2 separate regions of the Homo sapiens genome follow, and region 1 is linked to region 2. The links are chromatin contacts, found by Hi-C or POLR2A ChIA-PET in ENCODE. All regions are on one chromosome and are shown on one strand. Each heading gives the region's core, a stretch centred on a gene start or an enhancer-like site at or near the end of the contact. The rest is flanking DNA. Distances are from core to core; before and after follow the strand shown.

Evidence for each region. A loop is a pair of places that touch in the nucleus more often than their neighbours do. ChIA-PET counts read pairs that join two places held with the same protein, here RNA polymerase II (POLR2A). Pooled maps may share reads with other maps.
Region 1: a loop to region 2 is called in a map of sigmoid colon, with 2.7 times the contacts of the local background. The contact joins the enhancer-like site here to the promoter of RGS3 in region 2. A Hi-C loop is called at or near these places in 13 of 168 maps with a recorded cell type or tissue (CD8-positive, alpha-beta T cell, Caco-2, IMR-90 and 9 more), 8 of 37 single-sample maps with no recorded cell type and 20 of 50 pooled maps. POLR2A ChIA-PET finds 5 or more read pairs at or near these places in 9 of 52 experiments (CD4-positive, alpha-beta memory T cell, GM12878, OCI-LY7 and 5 more).

Annotation. Positions count from the first base shown.
Region 1 is chr9:113,522,662-113,525,361 of GRCh38, reverse strand. RGS3 (regulator of G protein signaling 3) reads right to left here. Exons shown (of 23, transcript NM_001394167.1): 15 at 2,321-2,432. Among named protein-coding and RNA genes, the nearest start is that of RGS3, 60 kb to the right of the region's middle. RefSeq lists enhancers at 145-955, 1,587-1,646. Within about 2 kb of position 1,406, at least 26 of the 41 ENCODE cell types and tissues checked have a DNase peak (open chromatin) inside an H3K27ac peak, as active enhancers do; they include CD8-positive, alpha-beta T cell, GM12878, OCI-LY7 and 3 more, where a contact is called at or near this core.
Region 2 is chr9:113,462,360-113,465,330 of GRCh38, reverse strand. It overlaps RGS3 (regulator of G protein signaling 3), which reads right to left and starts at 1,604. Exons shown (of 23, transcript NM_001394167.1): 1 at 1,450-1,604. The coding sequence starts at 1,528. RefSeq lists enhancers at 792-1,746, 1,747-2,701.

The sequences.
Region 1 (2,700 bases), core at 157-2,656, 60 kb before region 2:
CTTCCATGAGCCTCTGGGCCCACAAGCCTGTCTCAGGGGAGTGGGGGCAGCTGGGGGAAGGCAAGGGCTCTATCGGTGCCTGGAAAGAAATCTAAGCGTTGGATTGTGCACCTAGAAATGGAGCCATTTCCATCCCTCTCAGCAGCTCTCAGGCTCCCTGGAGTTTGGCCCCAAACCATCTATCCAAAAAAATCCAGGGCAGGCAGACACATGCACACACACACACACAGGCCCCTCTCCCACACCAACCCAAGGGGCTCTTCCGTCCATGGTGGTCTCTCCTGAGAAGTACTGCCTTGGCCATCCTCAGCCCTTGTGCAGCTCGCCCTCCATCTGCAGGGAGAGGAAGCCACAGTGCCAAGCTTACACAAGGCTGCAGCTCAAAAGCAGCTCAGCACCTGGAGAGTCTCTGTGACACCCCAAGGCCCCACACCACCCACCTTGACCATCACAACCCAGTGGAGGATGGAGCACACCCCACCCCTAGCTTCAAGTCTGGGGCCTGGGGCCTCCAGAAGGGGAGATCCCAACCAATTCCCCAACCAGGCCCCCAGAGGGGTAGAGGCAGGATAATATAGGCATGGTCCAGCAGCTGCTCACAGCAAGCTCTGGGGTTCTGTGTGAGGGCATCAGAGCTGGGAGGGACACAAAGCGCTGGCCCCACCCTTAGTTCCCAGTCAGAGAAACTGAAGGCAAAGGGAAAGGGCCAGCTGAAGCCACACAGCACAGCACAGCAGTACCACGCCCAGATCCCAGACTCCCAGCCACTGCCCTCAGCTCCTCTACTACCTTCTCCCCGCAACCTCCACCTCCACCCAAATTGTAGCCAGTGTGAGCCTTGCTTCTCTTCCCTCCCTCCTTCTCGCAGGAAGCTGAGCAAACCAGGGTCCTGGGTTATAGCTTCAGCCTTGTAATGTGCACAACAGAGAGAGGGTTCCATTCATGTACCAACCAGGGCATATTACTGAGCCCTGGCCCATCCAGTGCTCCTCCCTCAAATGTGATGGGGTCCTAGACTGTCTGGGCTGGGGGCAGGGAGGGGGAAGCAGAGAAGAAGGGACTCGGTGTGAGTGCATGTGTGAATATGCACACTGCAGGCTGGAGAATGGGCATATGGGAAGCTGGGTGTGAGGGAGCCAGGGAGGGGCTGGGGGTATGGAGAGGATGGCAGGAAAGCCCAGGAACAGAGGCCACTGGAACTCCAACCTAATGCCCTCCAGCAGGCATGGGGAACTCTGGGAATGCCAGTGCCGGAACTGGAGTTGCTCAGGCGGCTTCTTCCCACCGCCCTGTGGTCAGGCTGAGCCCGCCTGGAGGGAGGAGCTGACCCAGTGAGGTGACTTGCTTTTCCCTTCCATGGACAGGGGAAAGGCCAGAGCCCGAGATGGAGAAGTTGTCAGTGGCTTCCTGTGGGGAAGTGAGAGTGGCGGTTCTCATACTGAATGGGTTTCCGAGGAGGAGGAACACTCAGGCACTAAGCAGGCAGGACAGTTTGCAAACAGCCAGGAAGCTTTCCCGAGCAAACCCCACCAAAACAGAATTCTTTCACTGGGTAATATTTTCCTCTCTGCCCCTGTCACCCATCCTCAAACGGGTCTGTTGTTTTCATGATCTGGGAGAGGAAACCGAGCCCCTCTCAGCAGAGACCTCAGGCGCCAAACCAAACCACTGACAGATACTCCCAGCTGGCTTCCCCTCCCACGAGTGGAGGGCGTGGTGGAAAGTTTGGGTTAGAAATTCCCTCCACGCTCCCACATGTGCCTGAGCCCCAGCGGCTTGGGCTCCGCAGGGCCATGCAGCTGAGTAGAGCCGAGTTGCGGTCTCTGTCCACAGATCTGTGGGGTGAGTGGGTGGCAACAAGTATTTATTGGGCACCTGTTATGGGCCAGGCACTTTGCATTTATGACCTAGCTTAATCTTCACAGCAACCTTCTCGGTTACTATTTTTATCCCTATTTACACGGGAGGAAACAGTCTCAGAGAGGCTGAGTACAGTGCCCACAGTCATCCCAGTATGGAGGGACAGGGCCAAGATTTGAGCACAGGTCTGTCTGAATCCAAAGCTCTTCCTACCCGACTCCACAGCCTCTCTGGAAAGTCTCTAGAATAGAAACTTCCCTGAAAACCTCAGGTATATCAGAAGGCTTACCAGCCTAGAAAGAATGCCAGTGTCTGAGACCTACTAGCCCATGGACAGAGCCCAGCAGCACACACTCCAGTGCCCTACGGATGACTGGCAGCCAGATCCCAGAGGGCTGCCCAGAGCAGTGGGACTGGGGCAAGTTGAGAGGGGCTCTGGGCACCTACGGCATCTGCTTACCTTCCTGCAGCTTCACACTCTGGAGGTAGAGGGGGTTCCTCAGGACGTCGCAGCGGCCAGGCTCGTCCTCCTTGGTGAAGAGCAGCAGGTCCGAATAGGCAAACAGTGTCACCTGGGTTGACAGAGAGCAAACAGAACTGGCTACTTTGCTGTCCTCTGGAGGCTGAGAGCCACAACCTCCCCGAGAAGGTGGGGAGCCACAGCCTCCCCAGATAATGCATCCTCATCATCTCACACAAAACCAGGAGCAGTGCTCAGTACAGCCTCAGCCAAGGGCAGTCCTGACCTGCAGTCAAGATGGCCCCATCACCCTCCAGCTTCCTATACTTCCACTCCTCAAAGTAGGAAAAAAGCAAACAGAAGGGGAAAAGTGGCCCTCA
Region 2 (2,971 bases), core at 355-2,854:
TTCAGCAGTAAACACATGTAACCATGATAATAAGGAGGAAAAAAGCAAACATATTTTTACTTTTTAATCAGGACACAGCTAAGGTAAGAGGGCCTCACAGCTCCCTGACACCCTTTCCTGATCACTCCTACCCCAGCCAATACAGATCATCCTGGAAACCACCCTTGTCTCACAGAGCCCTGCATCCCAATGGGGTTAGCAGGAATTGCCTCCTACGCTGGGGCATTAAGTGAGATAATGCAGGTAAAACACTTGGCATAAGGAATGGCAATGGTAAGTTCTCAACAAATGATGGCTAGTTAATTGCCCTTTATCGTCCACCAACTAGACCAGTGAATTCCTGCTGCCAGACGTCAGGCAATTTCAGAGGCCAAGCCACTGCTCTTCCATCATTCCCTCTACCCCTAAGGAAAAAAAGCAGGTTGTGGAAAACCAAATATGTTGAGCAGGAGTAAGCCTGAAAACAGAAGAGCCAGGAACCCCAGGGAGGGACCAAACTCCTTGGGCACTCTGTCTTTGAAAGCTGGGCAATGTCCAGTAATGTTTCAGTAACAGCCCCAACCTTTAGAAGGAAATTGTATGCAAGTTCAAACAAAAATGCGCTGGACAGGTCATCTCTGGAAAGCTTGAGCTCAGCTACGAACTCTGCCACTGGCTCATGGAAGATCTCTTGGTTTCAAGTCTTCACAGAGGAAAAATAACCCCTCTCCACAGAGAGTTGCAGGACCAGTGAGGAAATGAAGGGTTACCCTCAAGGGTAGGGTTGTTACCTTTACTATGGCTACCAGGAAGGCCAGGTTTGCCCAGACCTTTGGGCAGCTGCCGCCCAGCTGTTATTTGGGGGAACTCAGTCTGCTACTTAGGGGCTTGGGAGTGAAGCCTACTGTTCACTTCTTTCCACCTCAAACCCTGAGGCAGCCCTGGGACCCTCCTAAGGGATTGTTCTTTCTTGGAGGAGAGAATTCTCCCATCTCCACTGTGGCTCAGATACCCAACAAAGTCAAATTGCAGCCTCCCCACAAGGCAGCAGGGCCAAAGGGCCCAGCACCTGTCCGCTCCCTGAGCCAAAGGAAAGTGGGTGAATGAGATCTCCAGTTGCTATAACAAGACCTTGATTTAACCTGAGCTGCTTGCTAATGAGAAACTCCGTGGTGACAACCCAGGTCTCTGAAAGATTAACCAGAGCGTGATTATTCCAGCCAAGTGAGGCAGAACCAACCGCAGTTGGCACTCATGGCCGGGCAGCAGGTGGTGTCCAGCAGCTTGCTTGGACTGAGCCTGTGCCCTGAGCCCCTCCTGGGCAGTCACAGGAGAAAGGGGCCAGAGAAGGTGCCCCTAGATAGAAAGAGCACCTGCTCCCAGCCTCCCCTGTCACCACGAGGGGCTGCGTTTCTGGGCGCTGGGAGCAGGGTGAAGCAGCCCCTGCCGCCAGCCCCAGCGGGCACTTACCAAAGGTGGTGAGGTAGAAGGACAAGTCCGGGTGGGCACGCCGGCTCCCGAGGGAGACGCGGTGCAGGGAGCGCTCCATGGCGTCCCACTGCGACCCGGACAGGAGCGTCTGCAACCCGAGGCGGCTGTGTTGCTCCCCAGTAACCGGAGTCTCCAGGGCGGGAGGAGCGCGAGCGGGAGGTAGGGCTGCCCCAAGCGTTGGAACGGCCAGGGCGCGCCCGGCCCTGATTGGCCCGCGCGGGTTTGAATGGGGAGAGTTCCACCTGCCGGAGCAGAGCTGGGCCGGGGTGGGGGAGGCGGCGCCGCCGACCCGCGCTGAGCAGCGACGGCAGCCACCCAAGGAGCCAGCAGGACGGTGCGGCCACCCCGGGTATCCCGGCCCCAGCACCGCGCTCCCGGTTGGAAATGCCAGTCCCACGAGAAGGCCCAGTCCGGGGTGCCCACTCTGGGCAGGCTTGGCCTCCTCGTCCAGCTCTCCTAGACCAGCAATTAGTCGGGTTTATAACCTGCTTTGAAGCTCAGGCCTATAATCATTAGATCCAAGCAAAGGCAAAGGAGCACCCGATGGCCCAGGGCAGTGAGGTTTGGAAAAGTGTTCTCTGCGCTTGGACAGGTCGCCCCCCACCATGCTGCATCCTCTTCCCAAACCCTGCATCCTGGATCACTCTCTTGAGCCTCCTCTTGAACAAGTGCTGCCTGACACAGGTCCGGATGGGAGCAGCTTGCTCCAACCAACCTGATGGCCCCCCGTCCCACAGCCTGATGCCATCGGACAGCAGGACAGGCCCACAGCCTCTGAGAAAGAGGAACGCACAGGAAACGGAGTGGGGTGGGTGAATCCCCCAGCCTGGTGCGGGGAGGCAGAGCTGGAAGGTCAAACCCTGCTTTGCTGCTTTGTCAGCAAACATTTACAGGACACCTCCTCGTAGCAGTTTCACACCAAGACATCTGCTCTGCAAATCTCTGTTGCCACTGTGGGAAGGAAAGCTGTTAGTCTCGTGTAAATCTAAAAATGGGAAGTGTTGGTATTTGTCCCTGTTCCCCAGACTTCATCGCCAAGTGGATATTTGTGGTTCAGTGATCCACTCAAAAACAAGATGGGGAGATGCAAGACAGAAAGTGGAGAGAAGAGTTATGTGTTGAGTACCAGATGCCAGAGGCTGAGCTGAGCTGGGCAATTTACACACATCATCTCAGTTAATCTTCACGGTAAGTCTAATAAGTATTAGCCCCAATTTACCAGGAAGAAATCTGAACCTCAGGCAGAGAAGACAGGTGACATGCCCAAGGTTTGCAGAGCTAGGAATAGGCAGAGCTGAAATTTGAACCCAGGCCTGTCTGCCCCAAACGCCATTGTCCTATTCTTCCTTGGCCTCCACATCTGCCCCATGGCCAACAGCAGGTGGAAGGAGCAAACGCCACAGGGTCAGGTGGCCACCAGCGAGGAGCAGAAACTGCAGAAGGAGCCCTGAATCAGCAAACTGGTGATAAATCACATAAATGCCGTAGGATTGTTTGAATC